2 separate regions of the Homo sapiens genome follow, and region 2 is linked to region 1. A link is an interaction called in ENCODE POLR2A ChIA-PET data of the cell type or tissue named here. Cell type or tissue: GM12878. All regions are shown on one strand. Links, peaks and the distances in the headings refer to the core of each region. The heading gives the core; the rest is flanking DNA. Region 1 has its middle 8.2 kb from the start of MIR4425. Region 2 overlaps RUNX3-AS1 (RUNX3 antisense RNA 1).

Region 1 (5,366 bases), core at 223-5,222:
TCCAGACGGGGAAGCAACTTGGCTGAGGCTTCAGGGCGAGGAAGTGGCAAAGCGGGGCTGAGAACCCAGGTCTGTGGACCCCCAGCCACAACATCAGGGGCCCCGGCCGGACCCAGGCTTCTAAGAATGCAGTGCTGGTCCCAGAACCTGAGAACAGGGACTTTCAGGCTGGCTGGTTCCCAAGTGTGAGTGCAGGAGGGCCTGGCTCGGCAGGGGGTGGGAAGGGGCCAGCCACTTCCTGCTGGGGCTGGTGCGGTCCCCATGCGGTGGCCATCAGAAGCTGGCCACTTCCTGGTCTGGGCTGCCTTCCCCTTTCTGAGCCTGGGAGGGAACGAAGGAGCGGAGTGAGGTGCCCTTGCGTGCTGCGGCCTGGACGACGTCTGGCCTCTTTTCATTTCCCCTGCATACCGCTTCGCTCTCCACAGCCACCAACGGTCGGAAGCTTCTGGGAGCTGACTGCCAGGTCCCCTGTCCACAGCCGAACCCCTCCTGCCTACGGGCTTCCTCCTCCCTGGGGCTCAAGGGACTCCTAGCCCTGCTGGGGGTCTGCCCACCAAGGGCCTAGAATGAGGCATTGTCGTTTGTACCGAGGCTGAGAGGTGGCCATCGGTCTGAGGTTACACGCACAGCCAATAAGTGGCAGAGCTGTAATTGGAGCTCAGATGTGTCTGACTCCAAAATCCACATCCTTTGCATATTTAACAACCCCCTGTCCCCTCAGAGGAAGTCTGACCAGAGGAGGCTTGGACGAGGGGACATGGAATGACCCTGCTAGACACTGACCTCTGAGGCCAGTGATGGGACCAGCTTCTCCTTCCTGTTAGATCCTGGAACCCAGCCTGGTGCATGCCCCAGAGCAGGTGCTCGCGACACTGGCAGAAACACAAAAGGCATCCTGACTGTTCCTGTCCAGCTCCTGACACTCATGAGCACCTGCTGCATACCAGGCCTGGGCGTGGAGACACAGGACCAAGGGAGAAGACCTTGCCCCAAGATCGGTGGCCATCTTCCGTACCAGGCTTAGTGTGGACAATGTTTAAATGCACCTCAAATTCCACATGCAAGAGAGATCCTTTAAGTCCTTCCAGCAGGAAAGCCAGACCTGGGTTGCACAGGGACCCCCTCTGGTGCAACAAGGAGGTAGCAGGGTGTGAGGATGAAGAACGTGGAGCCAGGCAGGCCTGGGTTCAGATCCCAGCTAGACGAGCCTAGGGTGGCCTTGGGGAAGTGACTTCATGTACCTCAGTTTCCTCACCTGTAGAATGGGAATCAAACCATAGAAAGTGCCTTACAAGACCTCCCTTCAACCCACTCTGGATTAACAAACACTCTCCCTGTCCTTTGAAAGAGAGGCTAGTAGATGCCACAGCTTCCTGAATGTTCCAGGCAGGCCGGCCGCTGCTATTCCCACCTAGGCGGCTCCTCTGACTCAGTGAGGCTTCTTCCCAGACCTGCAGCTGCTGGCTGTAGTGGCCGAACCAGGGAGACCAGAATGTGAATGGGAAAGAGAGTCGTGTCACAGAAAACCAAGAAAGGACTTTGCAAAGGCCCAGTTATAGGCGAGTTGTCAACGGAAGAAAAAAAAAAAGTGCTGCCAAATGAGGTGTGGGCAAGACAGCCATAAAAGACTGGGGAAGACAATAGTTAAAATCCGTCACAAACTTTCATTGAATTAGGTGTAGACTAAAACTGGAGGGAGGGGGTGATTATTAAAAATCCAGAGGGAGTCTAGGGAGTCTGTGCTCAGATGGCTTCACAAGCATCTCTAAGGTCCCACTCCGCTTTAAAGGACTCCTAATGAGAGCCATAAACGCTGCTGCACAGGTTGGTTTTATGCAAGAAAAACAAGGTAGGACACCAGCTGGGGGCCTCAGTCTCAAAGACAGCCTTGGCCCTGCATCAGAAGATCATCTCATAAAAGTACACGCGCACGTGTTACGTTCAATAAAATGCCTACTTTATGTATCATATGATTTCCTGCATTAATTTTTTTTTCTATTAACCAACCACTGGTTTTGCTCTCATTGGATAAGAGGCTTCTGCTATTAATAGCACTTACCTCACTGGGCGGATGTGAAGGCTGAACGAGGTACCGATGCAAAGTGTCTGGCGCGATGCCTGGCACACAGTAAATGTTCAGCAAATATTAGCTGTAATAATCATCTCCAAATCCAGAACTCTCACTTGGCAGATGAGAAAACTGAGTCTCAGCGGCGTGGAGTGAGCGGGCTGCAGACCAAGGCCTAGAATCTGCAGCCCGTGTGAGAATCGCCCACATCTGAAACCCAAGCCTGCGTCTCCCCAGGGCCTCTCTCGTTGCATATTTTGGAGGGGGTGTCACTTCCCTGAGGAACGTCAGGTGGAGGTCACGGGAGCAGTGGTGGGTCCCTCAGCATCCTTCAGGATCATTGCACCCCAGCCTCCCACTGCCCATCCTACTCGGTGGAGGTCTGAGTTTTCCCTCTGGTTCAAGCTTAGGGTCAACCCTAAGCTTGTCTCAGTGACTCTCTCTGTGTTCACCGATCTTGTGTATTTTTATCTCAGAGGCTTTCATTCGTGTCTTTAATTATTTGTTTCAATGTCTGTCTCTCTTCTGAACGACTGGGAGTCCCCCGGGGAGCAGGCCTGATTCATCTGGAAACCCTGAACCCAGCCCAGTGCCTGGCTCCAAGCAGGGGCTTCACGCGTGTTTTTTGAACAAGTGAGCAACGGAACAAATGTGAACAAGTGGGGGTCCCCAGTGTCTCATCGTCTCTGCACCAGACTTTCTGGCCAAGGTTGTAGCAGAGAGAGGTTCACACTTTGTCTGACTTTGGAACCAGCCAAAAATGCCTCCAGGATTCATGGATTCCCTGCCATGGTACAGGCCCAGCAGCTGAGGCCCTAGCCTAGTGCCCAGACCCCTCCCGCTCTTTGTTTTCCTCCTTTATCCCTCCAGCCTCCATCCCTCCAGCCTCCATCCTTGTATTGCTCCAGCCTCCATCTTTCCATCTCTCCAGCCTCTATCCTTCCAGCCTCCATCCTTTCATCCCTCCAGCCTCCATTCCTCCCATCCCGCCATCCTTCTATCCCTCCAGCCTCCACCCTCCAGCCCCTATCCTTACAGCGTCCATCCCTCCCATCCCTCCATCTTTTCAGCCTCCATCCCTCTAGTCTCCATCCCTCCAGCCTCCATCCTTCCATCTCTCCAGCCTCCATTCCTCCAGCCTCCATCCCTCCATCCCTCCAGCCTCCATCCCTTCATCCTCCATCCCTCCAGTCTCCATCTCTCCAGCCTCCATCCTTCCATCCCTCCATCTCTCCAGTCTCCATCCTCCTCTTCCTAGGGAGCCTGAGAGTGTCTGGCAGGGCAGAACAGACCCTGGGAAACCCAGCCCTGGAGTGAGGCTCCCCTCCAAACCGTGAATGGGGTGTGGTTTGGGGCTTTGTCTCCTCTGAGTCACCTCCATGGTGTGGTGGGGTTGACTCAGACAGAGAGTGAGAAGGAGAACTTGGTTGGTCCTCCTGGTTTCCACAGGTCCTGAGACTGGCCAGGGTGGGGCTGGGTGGGGTGGGAGGACAGGGAGAGGCCCACACTGAGGAAGGTGTTAGAACCACACACTGGGAGGACTGACATGGATCTCAGGTCCCCGGGAGCATCTAAACCCCACACTTTCTGCTCTGGAACAGTGAGGGCTGGAAGCAGCAAGGTGTGGCGGAGGGAGGAGTCTGACTCTGTTCTTACCTCCTCCCCTCCCTAAATTTCAGACTCTTCACCTTACACCAAGGGGGTTAGTTCCAAATCCCCTCTAGCCAACTTCCAGCCTGAGTGCCAAGGCCAGGCTTTACCTAATGACCATGGGGACTGGAAGAGAAGAAAAACAGCCAGACGCAGTGGCTCATGCCTGTAATCCCAGCACTTTGGGAGGCTGAGGCGGGTGGATCACTTGAGGCCAGGAGTTCAAGATCAGCCTGGCCAACATGGCAAAACCCTCTCTCTAGTAAAAATACAAAAAAGTTAGCCAGGTGTGGTGGCATGCACCTGTAATCTCAGCTACTCAGGAAGCTGAGGCAGGAGAATCACTTGAACCCAGGAGGCGGAGGCTGCAGTGAGCTGAGATCATTCCATTGCACTCCAGCCTGGGTGACAGAGCAAGACTCTGTCTCAGGAAAAAAAAAAAAATAAAAGAAGAAGAAGAAGAATGACCAAGAGCTACCCTTATTTGAGCACTTACTGCATGCTAAGGACTGGCTGATTGTTCCATATGCATGACCTCATTTAGTCCTCATGATAGCCTTCCAGAAACCCACTTTGCAGATGGGGAAACTGAGGCTCAGTAGAACAATGACTTGCCGCAGGGCACACTCTAGGCTAGATGGTGAGCTGGGCTTCCCAGGTCTCTTGACCCCCAAATCCTCATCCTTGACTGCTTGCTCCCAAAGTTACTGTTTCCCCTCATCACCTGCACCCCAAGATGCTCAAAGTGGTATCTTCTGATTCTAAGAGGGTCAACCAGGGAGGCCAGCCAGGGCCACTGGTCTCTGACCTCTCTTGCTTGTTGACAGCCCCCGGGGGCTGTACTGCTGACTGCAGCCTCCCCAGACCATCTCTCCCCAAAACCCTGTCAGACAGCTCTGGAGGAGGCATTTGGCTTTCCTTTTACGGTTTTTCTTTTCTTTTAACTTCTCTGCAACAAATATAGAAAATACAGATAAGCACAGGAAAGAGCAAGAAAATCACATTCCTTATCATCTTCATTAGAATAGTGACATTTGGGTGCATTTCATTCCAGTATTTTTCTTTTATGCACTTGCATTGCCAGTTTTGTTTTTATGAAGACAGGATTGTTTGTCAACAGACATTTCCTGAGTACCCACTGCGGGTGGGGAGCTGTGCTCCGTCCATCAGCGACAGCTCCGCCTCTCCCCTCGCAACAGGTTCTTCCCTGAGAAGGGCTCCCGCTGCTGGGCTGGGCAAGATGGGCACCAGGAGAATGGGGCTTTGCAGCCTCGCAATTCAGAGCCAAGCTTTGGAGAAGGTAGATCTGGGCTGCTGGCTGTGTGGCCGCGGGGGTGCCGCTTGGCATCCTTTTCAAGAGTGGAGTGGCTTCCTTTTCTGTGGAGTGAGAGTCACCACTTGTCACACAACAGGTTTTGAAAATTAAATGGCCAAGTGAATGGGAAGGGTTTGGCGCCAAGTCGGCGCTCGGTGAGTGTTTCGTGGGCTCTCTGTGGGTCTCAGGGGACCTCTGTGTTGAGGGCATTTTACTTCCTGGTGCTCTCAGGGAGCAATGCTGGACCCAGGACTTGGGAGACACCTCATGACAGTTCAGTGATTCAAATCTTGCCTCTTGGCTTGAGGCAGGGCCTGGAAAACCTCTCACCGC
Region 2 (5,366 bases), core at 57-5,056, 84 kb after region 1:
ACAGAGATCCACCCCACGCCCAGCCACCTGTGAGACTGCTATGTTCCAGGGCTACCTGGCCCCCCCACCTCCTGTGCTTGAATTTAACGCTCAGCAGTTGCCATATTGAAATGCTGGATCATTTTCGCTCTGAATTAGTGTGTTGTAAATGAAGCCTGATGGGCTAGTGCAGCATGCCTGGGGACTTGGGGCCCGGGTCCAGTCTGCCTCCTGCTGCCTCCAGGGATGGGTTCTCAGCAGCCCACTACCTGCACTGCCGCCCTCCACTGAGGCAGGCATGGGGAGGAGAAAGGGGTTGGAATCTGCACACCAAGTTTTGGGGTGGCCCCTGAGCATCTGTGAGGGTCTGCACTTTCTGCACAAGTCTCCCCAGGTCCAAGTACGTGTGACATTGAACAGCAAATAAAAAACACCACCGTGGGTTGAGAGTCCACAGAAGAAAGGAAAAACTTTTGTTCCTGCATTTTGAAAAGGGGTCCTGTATTTTCTTTTTGCACTGGGTCCTATAAAGTAGGTAACTGGCCCTGCCTGAGGATTGGAGAGACATGCAGGACCCCCAGAAATACAGTGCAGGCATCGGGGGAGCTCAGATGAGCTGCCCTGTTGAGTTTCTGCAAGTGAGAGGAGGGAGCAACGGCTCCTGGGGTCTCCTGGGGTTCCAGGGCCCAGGCAAAAAGAGGAGGCTGCAGTGTGAGGACCCTGGGACATGGAAGCCCCGCCCACAGGTACCCTGAGCTCAGCTATGCTGACCCCTCCTGGGGTGGCCCCATGCTCTGAGCCAAGGCCCACCCTTCTGCCAAGCAGGGTGCCAAGGGCCAAGGCCAAACCCCCGCTCCAGAGAGGCCTGGCCCAGAGTGGCAGGCCAGAGGTGGTGGGTGGGCTCCTGACGGCCTCCCTGGCCCAGGCCGCGTGGATGATAGGCTGGGTGAGGTGGGCTGCTGGCCTTGGCTTTCACACACATCACGGGGAATGAAAAGCTCACAGAGGCCACTGCAGAGTGCAGGAGGCCAGGTCACAGTTCAGTCAGTGATGAAGGCCAGTGGGGGTCAGTGACAACTTGGACTAGAAATCAAGCTGTGGTCAAGGTTGGGACTCAGTTTGTGGCCGCTTGGGGAGTCAGGTTGGGGCCTCTCTCTGTCTCGTTCACATCCGCCAAGTCCTTGGTGTGGGTGCTGGGCAGGGTCTGAGTCACAGGAGGTGCTCAGTAAATGCTCCTGGAGGAATGAATAAATGAGTGGTCTGCTCACGGGGGGCGGGGCATGGCTGGAGTGCAGCCCTGGACGCTGGACGATTTGCACTTTCCATTTAGCCAGACTTGGATTCAAATCTTGGCTCTGCTTCTTACACCCTGAGGGGGATATTTAACCTCCTTTTTGCTGTTTCTTCAGCCATACAATGGGGAGAATAACAGTACCTCCCTCTCAGGCTGTTAGAGAATTCACTAAGACAAACCTGAAGTGCTCAGCTCCACAGCCGCCCGTGGGAAATGCTCCAGTATGTGGGAATGAATGTGATTGTATCAAGAAGACCTGCAGACCCCCATCCCCTCAAAGACACTCGCAGTGTTCACTGTGGTTATAAGACTTCAGGCTTTAACATTTTTTATGTGTTTTCTGTATTTTCCAAGATTTTTCATTGTGCTCATATTATTTGTATCACAGGGGCAAGCAGCAGGAGGCAGGGAGGTGGGTTCGATTAATGTGATTAATTTACAGTATTGTTTAAATAGACAATCATAAGAGGAGGTCAGGCAGAGTTGGCTCCCCTCAAGCATTCACTGGGGTCCCAGCTTCCCAGAGGCCCTGACAGCATTTGAGCCCTGTGGCCTCCCCACATGTACCCTTGTCCTGGATATGCCCCTCCCCCACATGCACACCTGCCCTGCATGCACCCCCAATGCACCCCTGCCATGTACAAACCCTTCTCTCCCATGCACCTCTGTCTTGCACGCACCCCCCACATGCACCCCGTCCTGCACATGACCCTCCCCGACATGCACCCATCCTGCATGTACCCCTCCTCCACATGCACCCCTGCCCTGTACATGGCCCTCCCCCACATGCACCCCTGTCCTGCATGTACCCCTTCCCTGCATGTGCCCACCTTCAGGTCAGACCAGCACCATCTGAGGGTTTCTGGTAAGACCTGCGGGTGTGCTGGGGCCTCTGTCACAGGCTGTCCCAGCTCAGCAACCAAAGTCTGTCCCTGCCACCATGTTAGGCCTCCCGCCTTGTGTGCCCACCCCCACCATGTGCATGTGAACACACACCACCCTCACACAAGCATACACACACTTCACAGGCCGCACCTGCTGCAACAGACACAGACTTTTCAGGAACTCCTTTTGGGGGGACCAAGGGCCACCTGGTGGCGTGGTCTGAGGGAGGCTGCAGGGGGAGGATGCTTAACCCCTACCCACGCTGCTCTTCTTATCTCTGGCCAGGAAATCCTTCCTCTTCCTGGGGGTCCCCAGACACCTGCCACGAGCTCCTGTCCACTGGGTGGATGCTTCTGGAGGGCTGAGGCCTCCAGGAATCCAGGACTGATGTGACAGAGTCAGGGCCCCAGCTCAGAAGGAGGTTTCCCAGCTGGGAGAAGCCTCAGTGATGTCTGGAGGGTCCCATTGTCTGACAGATGGGGAAACTGGCCCGGGAGAAGGTGGGGCCTCCCCAGGTCACCCCAGGAAGAAAGGTAGAAGCGGAGGAGGCAGCCTCACCTGGTGGAAGCACACAGCAGAGAGGGCAGAGGAAGCCAGTCCTGGTCAAACTTCTCTGGGCTCTGGGTCCCTCGCCTGGCAGACAGGGGCCACTCAGGCCCTGCCAGCTCCGGCTGTGATCTGCGGGGAGCTCCAGAAGGATTCAGGGAACTCCAGGTGAAGCCCACATAGCTCTCTGGGTTGTGGGGAAAGGAGGATGCAAACAGGGAGCGTCCCCAGGGGCCTAGGTTAACCCCCTGCAATCATTTCTGTCCTCTTCTTCCTGTGGGGTTAAAAAATAGCCTCCCATCTGCTGGGGCAGGGTGGGCCAGCCTCCATCTGGGGCCGTCAGGTCCCTCCTAGCTCAGCCTTGGTCAAAGGCCTGCCCACTCCAACCCCTCAAAGACCGGGCTTGGCTGCTTGTGGTGAGCTGGCCCATCTGGCAGGGTTCTCTCTCTCTTTGACTCAGCACTGAGTATCTGCACCCACTGTGCTCAGAGCCGCCACAGGCCTAGGAGGCTGTCTCTGACTCCCTGCTCTCCCATTTCACAGACGGAGAGGGTGAGCTGCCCAGGGCACATATGGAGAAAAAACAGGCACAGGACCTGGCTGCCCAGCTTCTAGGCCAAAGCTTGTCCTTGTTTCGGGGTAGTGCTGGGACTTTGCCCCATTGGGTAGCAGGCAGCCAGGTAGCAGGCAGCCGGACTACTGGGGCAGCGCCTTTGCACCCCCAGGTGACAAGGCCTAGGGCCCACAGCTCTCTGGAGCACCCTCAGTGTTCTCACCTGTAAGATGGGAGACAGCCATCCCTAGCTTCAGGGTTACCGTGAGGACACACAGAGACGCAGAGGGTCTGGCACGTGGTGAGCTCCGTGGGTTAATTATTACCAAGTATGATGTCTACACAGGCCTGAGGTCCAGAGGACCCTCAGACCACAGTGACCTCTGTGGCTATTTTGGTTGGAACTAAGCATCTGGGCCTTAGACCATAACGTGGAGAAATAGCTGAGTAAATGGGTATTTTCAGCGTTGGATGGAATCAGTGAGGCCTTGGGTGTAGACAAGGCTTTTCTCTGGAGGAGGTGGAATACTGCCCCCGGCTTTCTGCCAAGCTGAGAAGTCCAGGCTGCCAGTGGGAGTGGGGCTGGAGAGCAGCTGTGGGGAGGATGTGGGGCGGTGTCCGGAGCCTCTCAGTGTCTATACTGGTCTCAGCAACCCCAGTCCCAGAATCTGTCCTAAGGAAGGAACCAGGGATGCAGCTAAGACATCCACGCAGGGTGTTCCCTGACAGAAATCTGGAAACCCCCTAAACAGCCCATCACAAGGGAACTATGGTGGTCCATGAGTAGGGGGGGAATGGGCTTTCCACACCCTGGCCCCTACCAGGCTTGTCTAGCAGCCACTTGTCCCCTGCCATCAGGGAGGCTTTAAGAAAACAGGAGAACACACATACACACATGTTGGGGGATTTCAAAAGCAGGTTTAAAGGACCCCATACTGTATGTTCCCAACACTCAAAAAAAAAAGGAAGGAGAGAAGGGAGGGAGGGCGGGGAAGAGAAGAAGATAATAAATCTATACATACAGTAAGAAGAGCAGAAGGCTGAACACCCAGTGGGAACCATTGTTCTGGGTGGCAGGATTATGGATGGTTTTAATTTTCTTCTTCATAATTTTATTATTTTCCAATTTTTCTTTAATGAATGTGTATTATTTTTATAATCAGAAAAAAATGTGTTTTGTTTTAAGGAATGGGGGGCGGTTCAGGATTGTTCTTCCCCTTTTATAGACTCTGAAACTGAGGCCCAGAGTGGAAACAAACAGCATTCGTTCATTCACTCAGCCATTCATTCACTCACTCATTCATTCATTCATTCATTCATTCTCAAATGCTTCTGGGAACCCCCCTAAAGCCAGACTCAGTTTGAAGCCCCATGCCAAAGAGCTGAAAGGGGCCCATCTCCGTTCTCAGGGAGGTCACAGTCAGGGAACGTAAAGGACACAATAGCAAGTCCTTACAACGCATTCAGACAAGGGGCCATGGTGGGGAGGGGAAAGAGAGGGGGCCAAGTCCTCCTGGGAGTTTTAGAGATGGTCTCACAAAGAGAGAAAAGTAGGACAGGGCTTTGATGTATGAGGAGGAGTTCAGCAGTCAGAGAATGCGGAAGCACATACCCTGAAAAGGAACCGGGGGCTGTTAGAGAGAGAGGATCCACAGTGTTCAGGGGAATGGGTAGGGAGATAACATTAGAACATTCCATGAGCCAAGTTTTCAAAGGCCTGGAATTGCCTGGCTCTGCTGCTCAATGGTTATGTGACTTTGAACAAGTTACTAAGCCTCCTGGGCCTCAGTTTCCTCATCTGGAAAATGGGCTAACCACCTCATTGGGTTATTGCAAGAACCGAGTGAGTTAATAAGTGTAAAGCACTCAGCCCGGGTCTGGCATATTGAAGCGGCTATGAAACTGTCTGCTTTTATCATTTGCTATGATTTACACTTTACCCTGTAGGCATTCTGGGAGCCAAAGAGGGTTTTTAAGCTAGAAGTTAATGTGAATTCATTTGCTTATCTATTTCACTCATTCAACAGACATTTATTGAGATCCTAATACATACCCAGGAATGGTTTTATGTGTTGGGGATGAATTCGCCAGATAAAATACAAGACTCCT

What was found. ChIA-PET counts read pairs that join two places held together with the same protein. Peaks named below come from ENCODE experiments on the same cell type or tissue, not always from the same donor. Only the 100,000 strongest peaks of a DNase experiment are listed, where the experiment ranks them.
Region 2: POLR2A ChIA-PET joins it to region 1 with 20 read pairs; 15 of 35 experiments call an interaction of 5 or more read pairs at or near these places.

The regions. Positions count from the first base shown.
Region 1 is chr1:25,029,064-25,034,429 of GRCh38, reverse strand. No RefSeq gene overlaps it. Among named protein-coding and RNA genes, the nearest start is that of MIR4425, 8.2 kb to the right of the region's middle. RefSeq lists enhancers at 649-708, 1,709-1,758, 2,299-2,508, 4,797-4,866, 5,327-5,366 and a silencer at 3,265-3,314. In GM12878, for the core only: CTCF peaks have their summits at 1,866 and 4,956; DNase peaks (open chromatin) are centred at 2,099, 2,556 and 3,489; H3K4me3 peaks cover 4,185 bases; H3K27ac peaks cover 5,000 bases.
Region 2 is chr1:24,945,258-24,950,623 of GRCh38, reverse strand. The region is part of intron 1 of RUNX3-AS1 (RUNX3 antisense RNA 1); the gene reads right to left. It also overlaps a transcript of RUNX3 not described here. Among named protein-coding and RNA genes, the nearest start is that of RUNX3-AS1, 17 kb to the right of the region's middle. RefSeq lists enhancers at 1-414, 415-938, 3,485-3,594. In GM12878, for the core only: no CTCF peak of the experiment used is centred there; a DNase peak (open chromatin) is centred at 3,104; H3K4me3 peaks cover 1,082 bases; H3K27ac peaks cover 3,117 bases.